2 separate regions of the Mus musculus genome follow, and region 1 is linked to region 2. Evidence: chromatin loops called from intact Hi-C (ENCODE). Cell type or tissue: gastrocnemius. All regions are shown on one strand. Links, peaks and the distances in the headings refer to the core of each region. The heading gives the core; the rest is flanking DNA.

Region 1 (11,057 bases), core at 4,869-7,368, 74 kb after region 2:
TAAACCATCCCAGTCTGACTGAGATGGTGTTCCTGTGGTTTGTGAAGTGACTCTCAGACCCCAACAAAAGGTCCAGTGTTTGGGTTTCTGCTTCCTCTGCTTGGTGTTTCTGTTTGGTGTCTCCTCAGATGGAATCTGCGGTGTGTCAGGGTGGAGAGGCTCACGGCGGGGGTGGGAATAATTGACCTGTGTCCTCCATGTGCACATCTGCCTGAGTTGTGGTGTGAGCTGCCTTCAGGACAGTGACGTCATTAAGACATCACTGTTCCCAGATTGGTGTCATCTCTGGAGTTTGCTGCTGAACCCTGGGACCTGGTTACTCATGACCATGCTTCTCTTGGCTTGGAGACACCTAGCAAATCTACCTTGACAATGCTACCTCCTCTGGCTACACTATCTTTAAAAAAAAATCTCCTTTCCTCCTTTATACCTCTTCTTCCTCTGCTTCCTCCTTGTCTTCACTTTTGAGACAAGATTTCATTCTGTAGCATAGGATGGCCTCAAATTCATAATCCTCCTGCTTTAGCTTCCCAAGTGACGGGATTACAAGTGTATACCAACTCATCCAGTGTCAGTGCCTCTCTCTCTCTCTCTCTCTCTCTCTCTCTCTCTCTCTCTCTCTTCCTCCCTCTCTCTCCCCATCCATCCATTTTCTTTTTTATCCTCCATAACACCATGCATTGCCTTTATTTTGGTATGAGTCCACATTTCAACATTTAGTCGTCCTGAACAGAGTGGAGAACTTGGCAAGGAGACAGGAGGCCCAATTATCATCCCTGTCCACCTTGTGTCATGCCTTCATCCACTTTAGACCCCTTCTTCCTGTCTGTTTTCTTGGTATCTACCTATCTGTCTATCTCCTCATTTTTAGATTTATTTATTTGCATTTTATGCATATAGCTGTCTGTTTACCATGTGCTCTCAGAGGCAAGAAGAGGTTGTTAGATGCTCTGGAACTGGAGCTACAGGCACTTGTGAGCTGCCAACTGAGGTTTGGGTTTCAAAACGGGGTCCTCTAGAAGAACAGCAAGTGCTCTTATGTGCTGAGTCATCTCTCCACCCCCCAGCCCCCACAATCTTCTTCCCCATATACTTTCTGTCATCTACCTGTCTGTTTTTGATCTATTTTTCAACTGGCTTCCTTGAGTAAGAATTTGTCTTCTTCTTTATTTCAGTTTAGGGATCTCTTAACCTTGGAAAGTGGACAGTTATAGCCCTATCTATCTTTTTCCTGTCTCCACTTCCACACTCATACCCTCCTCCATGCCTATGCTTATCTATATCAGCTAAATGCACTGACACAAAATGAATTCTCCGCATTCAAGTCTCTACTGTTGGGTATCAAATATGCATACAGGCAGCTATTTAGCCTGCCAGTGCCTAAGCTTCCCTCTTTGTACAATGAAGATAAAACTCCTGTTTACTGTATAAGTTGTACTGAAGACAAATTCAGTTAATTTGTAGAAAGGGCTTAGAAGAGAACTTAGCAAATGGGGAATAAATACCATGTGCACATGTTCTTTTGTTGCTATTGTCAGTACTGAGTGCATTTTGTACTAGCCAAAAGTTTACACAGGCATACACATTCATCTGATGATCTATCTACTGGTCTTTTGTTTGTTTGTTTGTTTTCGAGACAGGGTTTCTCTGTATAGCTCTGGCTGTCCTGGAACTCACTTTGTAGACCAGGCTGGCCTCGAACTCAGAAATCTGCCTACCTCTGCCTTCCAAGTGCTGGGATTAAAGGTGTGTACCACCACCGCCCGGCTCTACTGGTCTTTTAAGTTTAGTATATGTCTTAGTTAGGGTTTTACTGCTATGAACAGACACCATGACCAAAGCAACATTATAAGGACAATATTTAATTGGGGATGGCTTACAGGTTTAGTCCATTATCATCAAGTCAGGAACATGGCAGCATCCAGGCATCAAGGACTAGGGTATTAAAGCCCATGCCCACAGAGACACACCTACTCCAAGGACACACCTATTCCAAAATAAGGCCTATTCCAACAAGGCCACACCTCCAAATAGTGCCACTCTCTGGGTCAAGAATATACAAACTGCCCGGTGGTTGTGGCACATGCCTTTAATCCCAGCACTTGGGAGGCAGAGGCAAGCAGATTTCTGAGTTCGAGGCCAGCCTGGTCTACAGAGTGAGTTCTAGGACAGCCAGGGCTACACGGAGAAACTCTGTCTCGAAAAAAAATATATATATACCTAAAATAAACAACTGCAGTCTGACTGCCAAAGTTTTGTCAGCGCTGGCCACCTAGTCCTGTGGAGCTGACCTGCCTTGTATCCTCACCTCCCAAGGCTCTTCTCTCTGCTGCCCATGCAGGCTGCAGAGACCTCTGCAGGGCGGGGAGGACTGGAAGGCCCACAGGGACTTGCTGGTGAAGACTCTAGCTGATAGAACTTGTCTCAAAAAATAAGGTGGAGAATAATTGAGGGAAAGAAACACCAACCTCTGACCTCCACGTGCATGGGCAACACGAGCACAAACACAAAGACACTCACATACACATACTGAGAAACAAATAGAGAAATTATTTAAGGTGCCTACAGATATGTTCCTGTGTTGGGGTCTAAAAATCCAAAACAACCCAAGCAGGTACAAGAGTCCCCCCAAAGCAAGATCTTTATTTGAATTAGGCAGCAAAAATCGACCAGTCAGGAACAGCAGCACAGACTCTGTCTGACTGAGTCTTCGAACATCTTAGTAAGTATTTAAGCAGATGACAAAGATGTATTGCACTCGGGTTGCTGCTGATCAATCAGGGCCATAGAAGAGACTCAGGAACTGAACTGCAACCCCAAGCCAGAATGGTATGGGGCTTTTAAGCTTGAAATCCATAAATGGCTGTGCTAAGTTATCCCACCAATCAGGACTTAGGGGTAGGGGACTTCCTTAAGAGCACATCTTTGTGGTGCACTTACTCTGTTCCTGCAGGACTCAACTGCAGCGTTCATGTTGAAGTGCACTCACCTAGCATCCATGTTTCTACTCACCAAGCAGGAAGTCAGTTACCCAGGGAGGTCTTGGGAACTTAAACTTTGAGTTAAGGCCTGTTCCAAATGGCTTCAGTTGGTTCCTTCTTACACCACTGTCTTCTGGATTCTCCACTTGCGTTCCCACACGCAATGGATGAGTGGGGTCTGGGGTGCAGGCGTTTTGATAAGTGTGTAAGTGGTACGATGGTGGTGTCTTACTTTTCAGTTCCTCAGTGGCTTGTGACGCTTAACATACCAAGAGCACACAAAGAGTAGGCAACTCTTTTGAGGGCTGTTGCTATAAGGAGAAATAAAAGGTGGCTTACTTGAGGCAGGATGTAGCAGGAATTTAATGGCGGATGTTTTGGTCTGTTTGGTTGGCTTACGTTTGTTTTTACATGGCTAGAGAGATGGTTTGCCGCTTAAACAGTGTTCTGTTCTTGTAGAGGACCTGAATTTAGTTCCCAGCATTCAACTCAGGAGGCTCACAGCTGTCTGTGAGTCCAGCTCCAGGGCAGGCATTCTCTTGGCTCACAAACAAGCCTAGCTGCTGAGAACAGGCAAGCTGTCCTGGGAGAGACCTGTACATAGCAAACTAATAACCCTAATTAGAAATGCACCCAACTGGGGTGACCACTTAAAAATAAATAATGCCTGCTTTTGCTTTCTGTTCTCACTCTGTTCTCTTATCCTGCTTCTTCCTCCCCCATGAAAGGCAGCCTTCCCTGGGTTCCCAGTGAGAGACAGAGAGAGAATGAAGGGTTGTGGACTATCTTAGATCCTCATCAACAATTTTACATCAATGCAGAATCTTACTGAATTCTTCTCTGGAAGGCGATGAGGAAATCCTCAGCCGGAGCCCAGAACGTGATCTAGCAGAGTGTGGAGCTGGGGATAGACCGTCCCTAATCCTAACAGCGCGGAACACTGCTAATGCCCTGGAATTCCTGCAGTACACATAGTTCACTCAGCAACAAAAATTGCTGGGTTCTAGGGCATGAATGCTCAGTTACTGTGTATCAGACATCTACGTTACCATTCATAGCACTAGCACAGGTGAAATTTAGCTGGAAAATAATTTTATGGTTGGGGGGTCACCACAACATGAGGAACTGTATTAAAGGGTCAGCATTAGGAAGGTTGAGAATCACTGCTATGCATATACATGACAGAGTATTATTCCTTGGTGCCATTTCTTCTTCTGTGAGGTGAGCAAGATCTTGCTATCCAACCAGGTTGGCCTTGGTCTTCAGACTGCCCTGGGTCACAGGCATCCAGAACACAGTGACATCTACCTTTATTCAAATCTACTCCAGACTCTGGGCAGAATTTTTGGCTCTCACTAAAGAAGGAAATTCTTCTCAGGTGCTCACTGGCCCCTTAGGACAACTCTGCTTTGGACAGCCTCAGGTCCAGCTTGCTTCCATGGGGAAACACTGGGTTTGGGCTTGACTGAGGGATGTCTCTCATAGTCTCAGGCACTGGAATGCTTGGTACCCACACAGTGGCACTATTTGGGAGGCCTTGGAGGAAGTTGGCTCTAGAGATGGGTTTTAAGAGTCTAAAGACTTTGTGATTCCTAAATCTCTCTCTACTTTGTGCTTCCAGCTCAAGGTGTGAGCTCTCAGCTTCCTGTTCCTCCTGCCATGCCTTAACTCTGCCAACATGGATTCAGGGACTAAGTCCACACAAGCTCTTCTGTAAGGTATCTTGGCCATGGTGGTTTTCATACAACAATGGAAAAATGACCCCCACACACCTCCAACACTAGTCATAGTATTCAGCACAAAACACAAATTCTATCCTTCTAACTCAAATGGTCTCAACTCCATTTAGTAGAACACCTTAAATTTCAAAATTCCAGGGACAAATTGTGGGTAAAAGAAAATATTTGTAAAAGTAGGGCAGAGGGCTGGACAGATGGTTCAGTGGTTAAGAGCACTGACTCCTCTTCTGTAGGTCCTGAGTTCAAACCCCAGCAACCACATGGTGGCTCACAACCATCTGGAATGAGATTTGACGCCCTCTTCTGGTGTCTGAAGACAGCTACAGTGTACTTACATAAAATAAATAAAGAAATCTTTTTAAAAAAACAAATTAGGGCAGAGGATCCTGGGTGTGGCCCCACAATGTTTCTTTGGCTTGTAGACCACCCTAGAGGAAGGCATGGGATTGTGTGATTTCCTGCCTCCCACTCTTAACTCCTCCCCTTTGTTCTCTCTCTGGAGAACTCCTGCTTTAGAAGAGAATGTAAACTCTTCGGGTGATGGGAACATTGGTTTGCCTCATGAGTTTATAAATGTCTAGCAAAAAAGTCCCTAAACTCAGGCATCATGACTAAGATGTTCACCATGACATCCCTCACCACCTGAGTAATTCGACAGCTACTGAGCTACTGTGTGCAAGTCCTTAGGAGATGCTAGCCTTAACCACTGGGAGGACTCAATCCCTTCTTGTCAGTCATTATGCTAGGTTCCTGGGCTGCCTTAACAAAGCCCTTAATGGCTTCCACGGAATCGCCAGATCAGCGCTGGCAGCCAGAAGTCCAAAATCAAGGTATCAGCTGAACCAACTGCTTCTGAACACCACTGAAGGGATCTTTCCTGTGTCTTCCCACACAGTGGTCACAATCCTGGGCACTCCTGGCCATGTAGTCGCTTCTCTCCCTTCTCCTTTGTCACTCATTATCGGTTTATGTCTTCCTTTGTTAGAAGGACAGTTGCTTTTAGTAAAGAGGGTCCACCTTACAGGGTGGTGGCTCATGCCTTTAACCCCAGCACTGGGGAGGCAGAGGCAAGTGGATCTGAGAGTTCGAGCCCAGCCTGGTCAAAGAGGGAGTGCTAGGACAGCCAGGGCTTCATGGAGAAACACTATGGGGGGGGGGGGAGGGATAAAACAAACCAAAACCAAACAAACAAAAAAACAAGACAAACCCCAAAATATCCCAGCCTGATTCTGACAGGCACAGGTGCCTCCTGGGTGAAAATGCACAGCCAGTAGTGGGATTTTTAGGCATGGGGTCCTCTCCTTGTACCAGCCCCTCTTAAGAGAGTCCACTCCACTCTCCATGATGTCTCAGTTTTCTTAAGAGGAGGAAATTTCGTTACATATGGGTCTTCAAATAAAAATAAGCACAAAAGGATGTGGGTCAATTAAAAGTACCAAATTCAATATATGACTGAGAAGCACGGGGAGAAGAAAAAGAAATCCCCAAGTGATGTGGCTCCAAGATGCTCCTCTAACCTTCAGAGAGGTGACATATTCCACAGTCAGGCCAGTGAGTGGTACCGCTGCCCTGGGGTAGGGGCAGGCTGGGAGGCTCTGGTGCCGCCAGGGGACACGCTAGGGCCGGCGCTGGAGTCAGGCGGGAACGGGGGAAGGGGCGGGCAGGAGGGGCGCTGGGCCACTCTGGTTGGCTGAGCCCCGGTGCTCAATGTCCGGTCGGTTTTAAACTCGGTCCCGCCCTGGCGCCCTGCTCTTCCGCCGCGGCGCGCTCCTGGTAAGTACTCTCACCATTGCGAGTCCCAGGACCACGCCACGTGGCCTCGGAGATTTTCACGGCGCTCGCCCGTGGCGCGGGTCCCTGCCCATACGCGTCCCTTCTGTGTGGGACAGGAGATCGGCCTTGCGCTGCCCGGATTTGTCCCCTCCCAGGTGGAGGCGCGGCGTCCGGACGGCCCGGGTCCTGGGCACACTCGGGGCTTCCCGCCCGCCCAAGACTCGGATGACAGGGACATCGCCTATTTAGGAAGCGAATGAGATCAGAGCTCGGAAAGTAACAGGAGGCAGGATAATCCCAGTGTCAGCAAGGACAGGGGTAATTTCGCCCACTCAAGCGCGTCCTCGCCGCCGCACGTGTCCTTTAAATGCCGCTTGGCACAGAGGCTGGGCTTTTTGTTTTGTGCTCGTTTGTTTTAAGGTTTGAGGGTATATTCAGGCGGATACCTGCAAGCGAGTCCAGCAGGGACCTCTGCCTAAAGGACCTGGATTACCCTACTGCTGACACAGACCCAGCCTGTCTGGGTTTTGGGTCCTGGGAGAAATCTGAGCGACTGGATTAGCACTTAAGCAAGGCAACCTCTAAACCATGATTTAGGAATCGTGAATTGGAATTCCTAAGACCGGGTATAGGTGTTCAGCGAGCACCCTGGAGTCCTCCCTGTTTAAGAGGTGGCTGGTTGAGACACCAATTAAACGTAAATATCAGGGTTGGAGAGATGACTCAGAGTACTGACAGCTCTTCTAGAGTTCCCGAGTTAAATTCTCAGCAACCACATGGTGGCTCACAACCATCTGTAATGAGATCTGATGCCCTCTTCTGGTGTTGTCTGGAGATAGCAACAGTGCACTCATATAGAAGAAATAAATCTTTTTAAAAGATTATTTGATTATTGAGACAGATTGTCATGCTGGCCCAGAGAATATTTGTGCTCTAGGACCCTAAGTATTGGCATTTATGGACATAAGCCACTGTACCTGGTAAAGGGCATTTTAGAGGAAGAATAGGCTTGTGGGCTCTTGTAAACAAGTTCCCTGCGAGGTAGTTTTCTTTCCGTTAGAGGTTAGGGTTCTGCTGAGCCCCTTCGAGAGTGAAGGGCAGCATGAGCCAGCTTCTAAGGTGAGGAATTATTTTTCCCTTCCTCATTCAGGCTCAGGAGACACATCTGATGCTGCTTCTGGTTTTGAAATCAGAGACAATGTTTCACTTTCTTAAAGGAAGAGTACCGCTATTACCTGCAGTACTATTTGCCTCTAAACATTAAGAGTTTTTGGCTTCTGGGGTGGAAACAGTGGGAAAGATGGCCCAGAGGCAATAAAATGGACTCCAGCTGTCAGCAGTATGAAGATCAGAGCTCTGTGCAGGAATAAATGCTAGTCAGAGGCAGGCCTTCCATCATCAGATGCAGCTAGGAGCCACCAGGAAGGTCCTTTCTGAAGGAAGCTGTGGCTGCTGCTTGTAACAGTGCTGGTTCTTTTTTCTTTTGAGCAGATGAGTGCTGTGTCCAGGATGATCATGAATTCAAGGTATGTGTTAGATGGCAAGTTTGGCTTTCCAGGCATAATTCCAGGAACAGTTCTTGGCCAAGGATGAGAACTCTAACCTGACAGGATACGCTGCTGTGATGGGTTAAAGGATTTACCTGAGGCCAACAGAACAGGCAGGAATTTAATGCAGTCACCCCATGTCTTTTTAAAGTAGATGAGGGTTTGGAGAATGGAGTGAGAGGGCTTAGCAGTGCCAAGCCCGTTACCTTTGATTCTGGGACCTGGTGGAGAGAGAGCCAGCCCTCTAGAGTTATTCTTGCACCTTCATGTGTGTGCTAGCACACGTGTGTGCACACTCAAAATAATAAATGTAATAAATGGGAGCGTTGGTGAATGTTTAATACTTAGAGGGAAATATGGCTTTGCACTTAAAAATTGTGTTCAAGCCGGGTATGGTGGCGCGCGCCTTTAATCCCAGAACTTGGGAGGCAGAGGCAGGTGGATTCTGAGTTTAAGGCCAGCCTGGACTACAAAGTGAGCTCCAGTACAGGCAGGGCTACACAGAGAAACCCTCTCTCAAAAAAAACAAATAAAATAACAATTGTGTTCAAACATTTCTGGGTAGTACATTAAGGGTTCTGTTTATACAAAAAGATAGTTAATATCAACATAGTCTACACATGGGTGTGTTTCTTAATTATCTCATTGTTGCCGGTCTAATCATCTCTGTGACATCTCTTATGCAGCTCTGGAGCTTGAGGTGAACTGGTCCGACTTCCAGAAGAGAAGGTAGGCATCTGTGTGTAGAGTCAAGATTTTTTTTTATGTGTTTTTTTAAAAATATTTATTTACTATTTTTATATGTAAGTACACTGTAACTGTCTTCAGACACACTAGGAGAGGGTGTCAGATGTCATTAAGGATGGTTGTGAGCCTCCATGTGGTTGCTGGGATTTGAACTCAGGATCTTCGGAAGAGCAGTCAGTGCTCTTAACCACTGAGCCGTCTCTCCAGCCCTAGAGTCAAGGTTTTAGGTTACTTTGTCCCCTTCATAGCAGGAACGGATGAATTTTGAGGCATTCTCATTGCATATAGAGAACATGAGAATTTTGTGTCTGTCGAACTAAATTCCATTATTTGGTTTTCTATGTGTCAGCCCTACTCTGAAACATGCCACAATATTAACATGAGAGATCTTTTGAAAAATTTGGCTTTATTTATAAAATCTTTACTTTTATGTTTTGCCTGCATGTCTGTTCCATATGTGTGCAGTGCCCATGGAGGCCAGAAGAGGGCATCAAGAAATTTTTTTGAAAATTTTAGTTTTATTTATAAAACTTTTATATGTTTTGCCTGCATGTCTGTACCATGTGTGTGCAGTGCCTGTGGAGTCCAGAAGAGGGCATCAAATCCCCCTGGAATTGGAGTTACACTTGGTTGCTAGGAATTGAACCTAACTCCAAGAAGAGCAGGCAGCCAGGGCTCCTAATTGCTGAGCCCTAAGCTTTGGCAACTCAGAATTGTCCAACACATAGTTGAGAGATCTAGTCCTCCCAGAAGAGTGAGTTGTATGGTCGGATCCATTTGGTGTCCTGGCTTAATACCCACCATGTGTACTCTAGCTGTAGCTGGATTGAGCAAATAGCCTATGTGATTTAAACTACCATGTTGATGCCTCATTATGTTCAAATGCTCTGTAGAGAAATGAGGCAAATGAAGCAAAAAGTTAATGTTTTCAGAGAATTCATAATTCTAAGTAAAAGTCTTGAATATATGGAGTGAAAGAGCTTTACATTGTCCACGATGATGCGCTGTGGCGCTCCCAGGCATGAGCAGAGTAAACTTGACAACTATGGTCTGGTGGGGGTGAGGTGGTGGCCACAGTCTCACCAGATCTTCATCCAACTGGTGAAAGACCCCACCATAAGGCTTAGCAAGCTAGCTGCAGTAACGCCATTTTGCAAGGCATGAAAAAGTACCAGAGCTGAGTTCTCAAAAGTTACAAGGAAGTTTAGTTAAAAAAAATAAGGCTGAATAATACTGAGACAGAGGCCAAACAGGATATCTGTGGTCAAGCACCTGGGCCCCGGCTCAGGGCCAAGAACAGATGGTACTCAGATAAAGCGAAACTAGCAACAGTTTCTGGAAAGTCCCACCTCAGTTTCAGGTTCCCCAAATGACCGGGAAATACCCCAAGCCTTATTTAAACTAACCAATCAGCTCGCTTCTCGCTTCTGTACCCGCGCTTTTTGCCCCCCAGCCCTAGCCCTATAAAAAGGGTAGGAACTCCACACTCGGCGCGCCAGTCACCCGATAGACTGAGTCGCCCGGGTACCCGTGTTCCCAATAAAGCCTTTTGCTGTTTGCATCCGAATCGTGGTCTCGCTGATCCTTGGGAGGGTCTCCTCAGAGTAATTGACTGCCCAGCTCGGGGGTCTTTCATTTGGGGGCTCGTCCGGGATCCGGAGACCCCCGCCCAGGGACCACCGACCCACCGTCGGGAGGTAAGCTGGCCAGCGATCGTTTTGTCTCCATCTCTGTCTTTGTGCGTGTGTGTGTGTGCCGGCATCTAATCTTTGCGCCTGCGTCTGAATCTGTACTAGTTAGCTAACTAGATCTGTATCTGGCGGTTCCGTGGAAGAACTGACGAGTTCGTATTCCCGGCCGCAGCCCTGGGAGACGTCTCAGAGGCATCGGGGGCCATTTTTGTGGCCCAATCTGTATCTGAGAACCCGACCCGTTTCGGATTCTTTGGAGCTTCTCCATTAACCGAAGGATACGTGGTTCTATTGGGCGGCGAGGGGCCAAAACGCTCCTCTCCTCCATCTGAATTTTTGCTTTCGGTTTTTCGCCAAAACCGCGCCGCGCGTCTTGTCTGTCTCAGTGTTGTTTTGTCATTTGTCTGTTCGTTATTGTTTTGGACCGTTTCTAAAAATATGGGACAGACCGTAACCACTCCTTTAAGTCTGACCCTTGAACACTGGGGAGACGTCCAGCGCATTGCGTCCAACCAGTCCGTGGATGTCAAGAAGAGACGCTGGGTCACCTTCTGCTCTGCCGAGTGGCCAACTTTCGAT
Region 2 (11,057 bases), core at 4,040-6,539:
ATATAGCTGGCAATGATCCTGACTTTCTGACCCTCCTAACTCATAGTACCAGTGCTTGCTTAGACTACACGAGTTCCACCACACTGGCTTATGCTTGGTGCTGGACCTGGGGCACGGAGCATGCTGGGAAAGCACTCCATCAGAGTCTAAATGAAAAGATGCCTAAATGAAAACCTAAGTATGAGATGCTGGCTAAATATTTATGTACAGTGTACTAGAACATACCAGTGCGTGCATGGTGGCTCATACCTATCTGAGGCCAGCACTCAGGGGCTGAAGGAGGACTGATACAAACTCAAGCCAGCTTTAACTACCCAGTGAGACTGTGTCTCAAATCCCTACAAAAACACTAGTTACAGGGCCAAAGAGATGGCTCAGCAGGCAAAGTGCATTTCAAATAGTACAACCTGATTTCATCCAGAACCCATATAAAGGGTTAAATAAAAATAAATATAAATCAGAATTGACTTCACAAAGTTGTCTTTTCATCTCCACAATCACGCCATGGCAGGCACACACCCCCACACACAATACATACATACATACATACATACATACATACATACATACATACATACATACATTCATACATACATACATACAAACCAAACAACAGAAACACTACAAGGCCAGCAGGATGGCTCATTTGGTACAGGAGTTGCTGAAAAGCCTGATGCCCTGAATTCAACCCCTGGAACTCGCAGTGTAGAAACAACTTCTGCAAACTGTGTGTCCTGAGATGTGCACACACACACACATGTGTACACACACAGACACAAAGTGTAAAACAAATGCATACCATCTGTCTGCTGCTGGGTATTCCTTCTCTCTCTTCTCCTTGCTCCAGAAAACATTCTTTTCCCTTTGTTCTATTTAATTTACATGAATTAAAATATTTTGGTGCTGAGGGTGTAGCTCAGTGATAGTGTGCTTACCCACCCTAAGCAAAAACCCACATTTAATTCTCAGTTCTACAAAAATAATGAATCAATAAAGACACACTGGCCAGCAACATGGCTCAGCAGGTAAAGGCACTTTCCATCACGGCTGATGTCCTAAGTCTGAGCTCAAGACACACATGGTGGAAGACCAGAGCTAACTCACAAGTCCTCTGATCTCCACACATACACTATGGCATGCAAACACACACACACATACACAAAAATAAAATGAAATAAAAAACTTTATTTAGAAAGAAGAATTAGAAGATTGTTTGCAGACATGAAGAGCAAGAGGCCACTGGTAGGAGAAATAAAACAAGGCTAAGTCTCAACTTCCAAACTACTAAATAAATAATAATGCCTGCCTCAGCCTATAAAGATTAAAAAATGAAACTAAAGTTCATGCTTTCAGACCAAAACTCTATTGTCTACTTTATATATTAACAGAATTGGTTTTTCTGTATCTAAATTTTAATAATATCTGACATAGATGGGAAGTTCAGGGTCATCTTCAGCTACATAGAAAGTTTAAAACCAGCCTGGGGTACACAAGACACAGTGTCTCAAAACACAGAATAATCCAACTGCACTCACGTCCTGATAAGAAGATAATCTTTAGAATCATCCATAAAGCCAGTAAGTTGTGGTGTGTATCCACAGACTTGAGCTCTGTATCTGAGGCGGCTAATGCTACCTTCACTTGAAACAAAACCCACACGCACCACATGTAACTATTTAAAGGTGCGTACTACATTCTGAAGCATGTGAGATCCTTCAAAACTATACAGAGATTTTTTATTACCTATTTCTGTCTGTTCATTTGCTTTTGAGAAAGATCTCATGTATCCCAAGCTGGTCTCAAACTTGCCATGTGGTAGTCAAGGATGACTTTAATGTCAATTTCTAATCCTCCTGCCTCCACCTCTTGGGTGCTGGGATTACAGTCATGCACCATCATACTTAATTTTATCTGTTGTTTCTTTTTTTTTTTAAAGATTGATCGATTGACTGATTGATTATATATAAGTACCCTGTAGCTGTCTTTAGACATACCAGAAGAGGGCATCAGATGGTTGTGAGGGCATCAGATGGTTGTGAGCCACCATGTGGTTGCTGGGATTTGAACTCATGACCCCTGGAAGAGCAGTCAGTGCTCTTAACCGCTGAGCCACCTCTCCAGCCCTTATCTGTTGTTTCTTAAGACAGGCTGGAGAAATAACAGCTCTTGTCGATTTTGTAGAGGACCAGGGTTGGATTCCCAGAGCTCATATGTGAGTAGCCTAGAACCGTCTGTAGTTCCAGTTCCAAGTAGGCTGAAGCTGAAGCCCTCTTCTGGCCTTCCGTGGCACCAGACATGCATAGTCACAGACATCTAAATTTTAAAAGCACAAGTCTAGGCTTCACTATTCTTGCCCATAACTTTAAAAAAAAAGAGCTAAAAACCAAATACACTAATATTTGTGTACAATATTTTAGATACACTATAATTCTGTGACCTAACCTGATCTCCATATCATGGTAATCCTCCTGCCTCAGCCTCCTAAGGGCTGGGATTTCAGAAGTGAGCCACACCTGGCTTGGCAGATTTTTATGTCTCTTCCCTTTCATTTTTTATAAAGAGCCTGCACACTGTCGCACAGCAGTTAACTGAGCCACTGAAGACACGGACAAAGTCCTTAACGAAGTAGTTTGCACCTGACGCTCTAAAATGACAATTCGGCTGATGTCAAGAGTCAAGGCATCTGGGCAGACAAAAGTAGAGAAAGTTTGTTTGCATTTTTTGGTTTGTTTCCTTGTTTGTTTGTTTGTTGTTTTGTTTTGTTCTGCTTTTCCCCTTTTGGTTTACAAATGGGCTGGCAGGTATTTCCTAAACTTTTGAGATTTTATGTGTGTAGGTGTTATATGTATGTCTGTTTACCACATTAGTCAACGTACATAGAGGCCAGAAGAGAGCATTGAATCTCCTAGAACTATAGTTACAAGCAGTTGTTAGCCACACTGTAGGTGAAGTCAGCTCCTCTGAAGAATATCAAATTCTCTTAACTGCTAAGCCCATTCTGTCTGCTGCTTTGTTTGTTTGGTGGTGTAGGGCTCAAGTTCAAACCCAGGGCTCCCAAAGTTCTAGGCAAGAAAGAGCTCTGGCACTTTAACTTCCCAGGCCACTTCAGGCTTTGGGTTTTGTTTTGTTTTATTTTTTTTAATTATTATTTATTTGTTTAAGGATTTGTTCATTTGATTTATGTGCACAGGTGTTTGCTTCCGTGAGTTTATGTGTACCATGTGTGAGCAAGAGCCCTGGGATGGCAGGACTGTACATTTAGACTTCTAAGACTGAAGTACTGAGCTGTCACGTGGGTTCCAGGAACTGAACCCAGGTCCCCTGTAACAGCAGCAAGCACTCTTAAGCACCAAGCCATCTTTCAAGCTTATCAGAAGCCAACAGTAAGAGCAAACTTCCTCCTGGGAGCCACATGGAAATGTGGGCACCCTTTCTCTTACTGTCAAGGTCACTGAGCTTAACTGTTAACATAAGGGCTTTTTAAAAAATACTTCAGGCTGGAGAGATGGCTCAGAGGTTAAGAGCACTGACTGCTCTTCCAAAGGTCCTGAGTTCAGGTCCCATCGACCACATGCTGGCTCACCATCACCCATGATGAGATTTGACGCCCTCTTGTGGTGTGTCTGAAGACAGCTACAGTGTACATAGATATAATAATAAATAAATCTTTAAAAAATACTTCAAAAGCTCCTAAAGAGGTTGGGCATGTGACATCTGTGAAATAGAAGACTGTGGATCTGGAGTCCAAGGTCATCCTTAGTCACACAAAAGTCTGGGGCGAACCTGGGTTACGCTCCACCTTGGTTAAAGAGAGAGAGAGAGAGAGAGAGATTGAGAGAGAGAGAGAGAGAGAGAGAAACAAAAACAGCCCCTTCAGGGTGCTGGATTCCTAATAACCTGCTACGCTTATCTCAAGTGAAATAACAAATATCCAGGAGTCTGACATAGTTTCCTGTCCTAGGTACTGGGTCTTTTCCATGTCACCTACCCAGACCAAGCCCTGGGACCTAAGGTGTGGGCTACCTGCAGCAAACTGTAATTACTTACTCACTGAAGGCAAAAGTACAATTAACCTATTATCAAACCTCTTCCTAGAACCCAGTAACAGTGACCAGCATAACCCCTCTAAATACCTGATAACGAGCTGACAGTTCATTAAAATGGCAGGTCCCAGTGAAGCCAAACCAGTCACTGTCCTAGGAAGGAGCGTCAATGTGCTCTTTCTATATTTCACAGTCTTAGAGAGACAAAAGTCCACGTGCAAAGATAACTAATATTTATTACTGTTTAAACATTGTACAGAAAGAATACTCCATTGAAAAGATAGCAGACTAAGAAACTCTTTTGCAGACTCTGAAAAGGCGAGCTTCGAAGGGCAGCTAGACAAAAAGAACTAAGGGTTTAAAGCCTGCTTACTTTTCACGTCTGTGTTCTTCGTTTCGTCACCACTCTCGGGGCAGCACTGGCAGAAAAACAGGTGTGGCAAACAAGTTAGACTGAAGTAAGTGGAATTCATACAGCGCTCCGAAAGGTCCCATACTGACGGGCGGAGAGGTCCTAGGCGCCTCTCCCAGGGGCATGCCTGACACTACTGCCACCTTCCCAGAGGTCTGGACCACCTCCCCAGGGTCCGAGTTACTCTGCCCGGGCACCGAGGCCACTTTCCCGCCAACTCTCAAAACTGTCATCTTCTGGGACATCGGACATTGCACTGTGACTACCTCCCCAGGGACTCCCTTGCCTGCTTCCGGCCGTGGGAACCACCGCCAAACCACTTCCAAGGTAACCTGTCCCCGGGGCGGAGGTGGGGTCTGTGCCACCTCGCAGGGTCACCAGCGTCCCTTCCCCGGGTTTCCAGGGACGCCTCACCGGGGCTGCCGGCACTTCGCCGATATCGTCAGCCGCAAGCATCCTGCCTCCGCACGAATTCTGGATTCCATGCACCGCCAGCCCGGCCTGCAGAGTCCGGCTAGGGAACACACAGACTGGGCGACCAGACCAGCCTTCTGGGACGCAGGGTTGAGCGCCACCTCGACTTCCTATCACCGACTCTCTGGTTCCGTTCTCTTGGCCTAGAGAGGCATATCTGCGCGCCGCTGTCCTGTTCTGTGGCGCCCCCTGCTGGTTGGATGTCATGTTGGCCGCTCAGGGAACCTGGCAGCCCTACTGCTTCCCAGGCTGCTGAGTTCTGTGCAGGAGCTCTCTCCACTTCTTTGGAGTTACTAAAAATAAAATTCGGCCCTGGCATGGTGTCTCACACTTGGAATTCCACCGTTTGGGAGGTGAAGGCGGGAAAACCAGTAGTTCAAAGTCAACTCCAGCTACACACTGAATTCAAGGAGGGGAGAGGAAGGAGGGGAGGAGAAAATACTCATGATACCCTTAGGATGGTGAGCCACAAGTCGGGAGCGGAGGCGGGAAGATTGCCACTAGTCCCTGCCAGCTTGCTCTATAAAGTGAATTCGGTATCAGCTAGAACAACACCTATCTCAAAATGGCTCAGCGCATAAAAGCATTTGCCACCAAGACACCGGAGTTCCATACTTGGCCCACGTGGTACTAGGTAGGAGTGTCAAAGTGCTCTTTCTATATTTCACAGTCTTAGAGAGACAAAAGTCTACGTGCAAAGGTAACTAATATTTATTTATTTATTTATTTATTTATTTATTTATTTATTTATTTATTTATTTTTGGTTTTTCGAGACAAGGTTTCTCTGTGTAGCCCTGGCTGTCTTGGAACTCACTCTGTAGACCAGGCTGGCCTCGAACTCAGAAATCCGCCTGCCTCAGCCTGTAACTAATAGTTATTACTGTTTAAGCGTTGTACAGAAAAAAATACTCCATTTAAAAGGTAGGGACTAAGTAACCTCTTTTGTAGACTCAAGAGTAAGCTTTGAAGGACAGCTAGACAAAAGGAACACTCCTTCATATATTTTCGAACTGGAAGGTCCAGATCTGTTTGTAGGAGGGTTGAAACATTCTGGGAGTCAGACAGAGAAAGAGCACTCAAAATCTGGCATCCAGTTTGCTGGGCAAAGCCCCCTAAACCTCTACTGTTTTCCAGGGAGGAGGAACTGAATTACTTAGAAGCAAGGGATAGGTAGAGAACATGGAAATTTGACAGGCAAACCCTGGAAGGCAATGCCTTTGAGACCAAACAAATGGGGAGAAAACAGAAAAAAAAAAAACAACAAGCAAACAAACAAACAAAAATCTTTAGAGGAAACAGAAACTACTCCGTGAGAAGAAAACTCACTGAGGTGTAGACATACATGCAGACAAAACACCCATACACATAAAATGAAAAAAAATAAATAAATAAGAGCCGGGTATGGTGGTGCATGCCTTTTATCCCACAACTCAGGAGGCAGAGGCAGGTGAATCTTTATGAATTCAAGGCCAGCCTCATCTACATAGTGAGTTGAAGGATAGACAGAGCTATATAGTGAAACCCCGTATAAACAAACAGACAGACAGACAAACAGGATCTGGAGAGATGGCTTCAGCAACTAAGAGTACTAGCAGCTCTTTCAGAGAATCCAGGTTCACTTTCTAGCACCCACGCAGCAGCTGACAGCTCTCTGTCTGTAACTCAATTCTAGGGTATCTGACTCTCTCTCTGAACTCTCTGGACACCAGACACACACCTGGTATACAGTCACACATACAGGCAAACATCCACACACTTTAAAAAATAAAAATAATAAAATTTAAAAATTTAAAATTAAAACAGGATCTAGGCTATATTATACCATATAGCTGTATCTGAGTCTGCTGACCTTAGGACATTAAGGTATTAATTTACCCTAGCCCCAAGAATGTGCAGCTGTACAAGAATTAGTGAAATGGGCTAGGCATGATGCCACAAGTTTATAATTGCAGTGCTTTTGAGACTGAGGGAGGAGGCTCTTGAATTTGGGATTAGCCTGGGCTATATACTGAGCATCTATCTTAAAAAGGAAAAAAAAACAGAAAGAAAGAATTAATAAAATGATTAAAGACAAATGAAAGAATTTAGGTAGGTAACTACAGAGAATAATCTTAGAGGAAGACAATGTAGAAGCCACAAGTCTGAACTAAATATATGTGACTGTAGTGATTTGAATAAGAATGCCCCCATAGGTTCATGTGTGCGAATACTTGGTCTCCAGTTGATAGAACTGTTTGGGAAGCATTAGGAGGAGTGGCCTTGTTGGAGGAGGTGTGGCCTTGTTGGACAAGGTTGTCACAGTCAGTTGGCTTTGAAGTTTCAAAAGCCCACACCATTCCTGACTTTCTCCGCTGTGTACTTGTGGACAAAGATGTGTGCTCCCAGCTGCTGCCTACCTACCAGCTGCCAGGATTACTGTGGACACACCCTCTGAAACTGTAAGACCCAATAAACTCTTCTTTCTATAATTTCCTTTGGAGGTGGTGTCTCATCATAGCAGTAGGACAGTAACTAAGAAGTGACTCATTTAGCTGGATCTTTCTACTAAATCCATATTTTAAAAGCAAGTGTGGGACTCAGGAGACAGTTTAGTCAATACAGTGGGGACCTGTGTTCAGATCCTGCTAGTCATGTAGAAAGCTGGTCACAGCAGATCTGTGTAATCCAAGCAGTAGAGAGACAGAGATAAGATCTTTCGACTTGCCAGCTAACCAGTCCAGTTGAGCTCCAGGATCAATGAAAATTATTTACAAAAAGTAGGGTGAAGGGGCCATGGAGATGGATCGGAGGTAAGGGCACTTGCCAAGCAAGCCTGACGACTTGGCTTCCGTCCCCAGAAACCATGTAAGGTAGAAGGAGAGGACCAGCTTCTGCAGACTATGCTCCAGCCTCCACATGTACGCATGCCCACATCATAAACACACAATAATAATAAGTAACTAAGGTAGAGAGTGAAAGCGGAAAGCACCATGATGGGCCTCAGGTCTCCACAAACTCAGAACTGTACATGGACCTTAGTTTTTGATATTTTGATGGTCTTAGGCAACCCCTTGAAAGGGCCACTGGAACCCCAAGGGGTTAAGGAACTACTGATTGACACCGTTCAGAGTTCCAGTCAGGGAACGATGCTGGTCCTGTACGATTACAATGAACCCAGTCAGGATAGTCCAGCATAGGCATGACCAGGGCTTGTCTCCAAGGTAATTCTAGACTCTGTCAAATTGACAACACTAATCATCACATATGCAAACCTCACATATGTAAAACACATGGTTACAACAAACACCACACACACACACACACACACACACACACACGTCTAAGAGGAATACAAAGATCTGAAATAACAGGATTTTGTTTGTTTTGGTTTGGTTTTCTTTTTCTTTTTTTTTTTTTCTATTTTGTTTTTTCAAGACAGGGTTTCTCTGTATAGCCCTGGCTGTCCTGAAACTCACTCTGTAGACCAGGCTGGCCTCGAACTCAGAAATCTACCTGCTTCTGCTTCCCAAGTGCTGGGATTAACGGTGTGTACCATTACTGCCCAGGTTTTTGTTTGTTTGTTTAAAAAAAACCAAAACAACAGGGTCTTACCTAGGCCATGTTTACCTGGGATTCCTTACATATCCCAAAGTGCCCTTAAGTTTCTGATCCTTCTGTCCATATCACCTGAGTGCTTGGATTATGGGCTTTTGACTCTCCACAAATCTTGATTTATTTTATTATATTTTATTTTACCCTGAGTTGAAATCTGGCAAAATATTAGACCTGAAATGCTATGGAATGCTTTGATTTGGTCAGTTGGCTACTTGAAGCATGAGAAGAAAAATATATTTTATTTTTCTTTACGCCAAAGCATTAACCAGCTATGATGGAATCTTCTTGAAGACAGTCCTCCTGGGGAGCTGTCAAAGGTAAGAAACCCATTCTATTAATATGCACTATTAACCATAGCTGTGAAAGAAGCTCCCATTTAAGCACAATTAACAACTAATAAGGTAGTCTCTGTTTTTGAAGTCCTAAAGGTTTCTTTGCATAAGGCAAGTCACTTCCCAGGCGCCGATGGGCGGAGCGTCCTCGGGAGCGGAGGGCCGGTGGAGCGGGCCCCGCCCCGGGGCGTGGTCGGCGCGGCGCAGCGCCGCACGTGTGCGAGCCCGGCGGCTGGTGGGATAACCCGTCCCTGTGCGTCTCCACGCGGTGCAGCCTGTGCTGGTCGGCGCTGGCCGCCGCCTCCTGCGAGTCACCGCCGCCGCCCTCCCGCGTCCCGAGCCGAGCGTCCTCTTCTCCGCTCGGCCCGCGCCCTCAGGCTCCCGGTAAGTGCTCTGCTTTGCGGCGTGGCCCCAGGCCTCCGGAGAGGCGCGCGGCCGGGGAGGGAGGGCGGCCGTGGTCGCAGCTCGCGCTGCTCCCTGTTTCTCCGCCGCCAGCTCCACCTTCCCCGCTTGTCTTATTTCTGCTCCACGCACCCGGATCCTTGATCCCGGACCCCTAGTTCCCGATCCATGCTCCCCGATCCCGGCTATTCGCCCTGATCCCCGCCGTTCGTTAAGCGGCGCCGCGTCCCGATCCTCTGGCCGCGCCGCTGTGGGCTAGAACCTTCTTTTTCCACTTCTTCCTTGCTTTGTGGTGCCTCAGGCACTCCCCAAACTCAATTCCCTGTTAGAAAAACAAACCAGCCTTCCCCCGGTCCTGCTCAGCGCTCCCAGATCGTCCGAGCAGCCTGCACTGGTCCCGGCCTGGTGCTGGGTACTGGGCGCAGATGTTTTACTTGCTGGGCAGGCCTTAAGGGCCGCTGCTCTTCTCAACCACGGAGAAGCGATCAGGCTGACGTCTGGGGTCTTTTCTCCAACCTCTGCTGGGTGACAGTGCAGGCTACTTATTCTGTGGTCCATACCACCAAGCCCTTCACTGAGGGGCCTTTAAAATGGCCAGCACATGGTTATTGCTCTTAATTACTGCCAGTCAAGGAAGAAGGGTTTAGTTCAAGGCCATTTCTTTAAAAAAGAGATCTCTAAAATATAGGTGCTACTTTGTTTTGTTCCCACTCTTAAACAACAACAAAAATCTGTGGCCATCCGTAAAACACTATGCCTCAATGTCAGGGCAATGGTTTTACTAACGAAGGAGCTGTCAAATATCAGACTGTTCACTGTAGTGAGAAAGAGGGGAAACTATGTGCAGTCATTAGCAAATAACCAACAGTCAGAATTTGTTAACTTAACAAGTTTATTTGAATACATAAACCTCTTTTGTCTTGAGATAGGACTTACTATGTAGACCAGGCTGGCTTGAACTAGAGACACAAGTCTTTCTCAGCCTTTTGAGTGCTGCCCTTATAGGAGAGGGACGGCCACTTGAGTTCCCCTCTGAACATCTCTCTCTCTCTCTCTCTCTCTCTCTCTCTCTCTCTCTCTCTCTCTCTCTCTCTCTCTCTCTCTCTCTCTCTCTTTGGGGGAAGGGTTGAGGCAGAGTCTCTCTGTTATGTGGACTGTCAGTCCTGGAATTCTCTATGTAGACCAGGCTGGCCTGGAGCTGCTAGGCTTGGGTCAGTGCCAGCGTTCAGCACTCGTGTAGGAGGCTGGTTTGATCCAGGGCACCGATGAGCCTGGGATTTGGCGGCATGTCTGTTACCCCATTTCCTAGCTGGGATCTTTGCAGGCTCTGTTCTGCCCCCATGGAGCTCACACAATTTTCAGGTCTACTTTTTTCAAGTCTTTAAAACACCTTTACGGGGGCTTTACCTCAGGCCACCCCATTCTCTGCTTCTAAATGGCTGGCCTGTCCTAATACTGGGTTTGTTTGTTTGTTTGTTTGTTTGCAGCACCGAAGACTGAACTTAGGGCATGCTAGACAAATGTTCTGCTTCTGAGCACATCCCCCACAAATTTATTTGGTTTTTAAAAATATCCTTAAGTAGGTTGTAATCTTGTTTGGTTGCAAGAAGTCTTCCATCTTTCTCCAGTGTCTACCCAGGACATACTTAATAAATGTTAGAGTAGATGACTCTGATAGACGTAATAATTTTTTCAGATTAGGATGTGGAGTGAGTTTTGCCATTAAAGTAAGTAATGCCTGCTGTTTCAGGCCTAAGCAGGAGTATCACAGGTTCAAAACCTGCCTGGGTTACATTAAC

The links. A loop is a pair of places that touch in the nucleus more often than their neighbours do. Peaks named below come from ENCODE experiments on the same cell type or tissue, not always from the same donor. Only the 100,000 strongest peaks of a DNase experiment are listed, where the experiment ranks them.
Region 1: a loop joins it to region 2, with 18 times the contacts of the local background. A loop is called at or near these places in 2 of 42 quality-filtered maps.

What each region holds. Positions count from the first base shown.
Region 1 is chr5:23,708,078-23,719,134 of GRCm38, reverse strand. It overlaps AI506816 (expressed sequence AI506816), which reads left to right and starts at 6,468. Exons shown (of 5, transcript NR_015554.2): 1 at 6,468-6,493; 2 at 7,985-8,019; 3 at 8,727-8,769. It overlaps Gm50451 (a small nucleolar RNA gene), which reads left to right and starts at 8,074; the gene lies at 8,074-8,144. In gastrocnemius, for the core only: CTCF peaks have their summits at 6,294 and 7,315 (motif pointing left); DNase peaks (open chromatin) are centred at 6,396 and 7,247; H3K4me3 peaks cover 1,490 bases; H3K27ac peaks cover 1,465 bases.
Region 2 is chr5:23,781,695-23,792,751 of GRCm38, reverse strand. Rint1 (RAD50 interactor 1) reads right to left here and starts at 5,041. Exons shown (of 15, transcript NM_177323.4): 1 at 4,870-5,041; 2 at 4,417-4,462. The coding sequence starts at 4,911. Pus7 (pseudouridylate synthase 7) reads left to right here and starts at 9,041. Exons shown (of 16, transcript NM_178403.5): 1 at 9,041-9,240. In gastrocnemius, for the core only: a CTCF peak has its summit at 5,124 (motif pointing left); DNase peaks (open chromatin) are centred at 5,094 and 5,406; H3K4me3 peaks cover 1,517 bases; H3K27ac peaks cover 1,232 bases.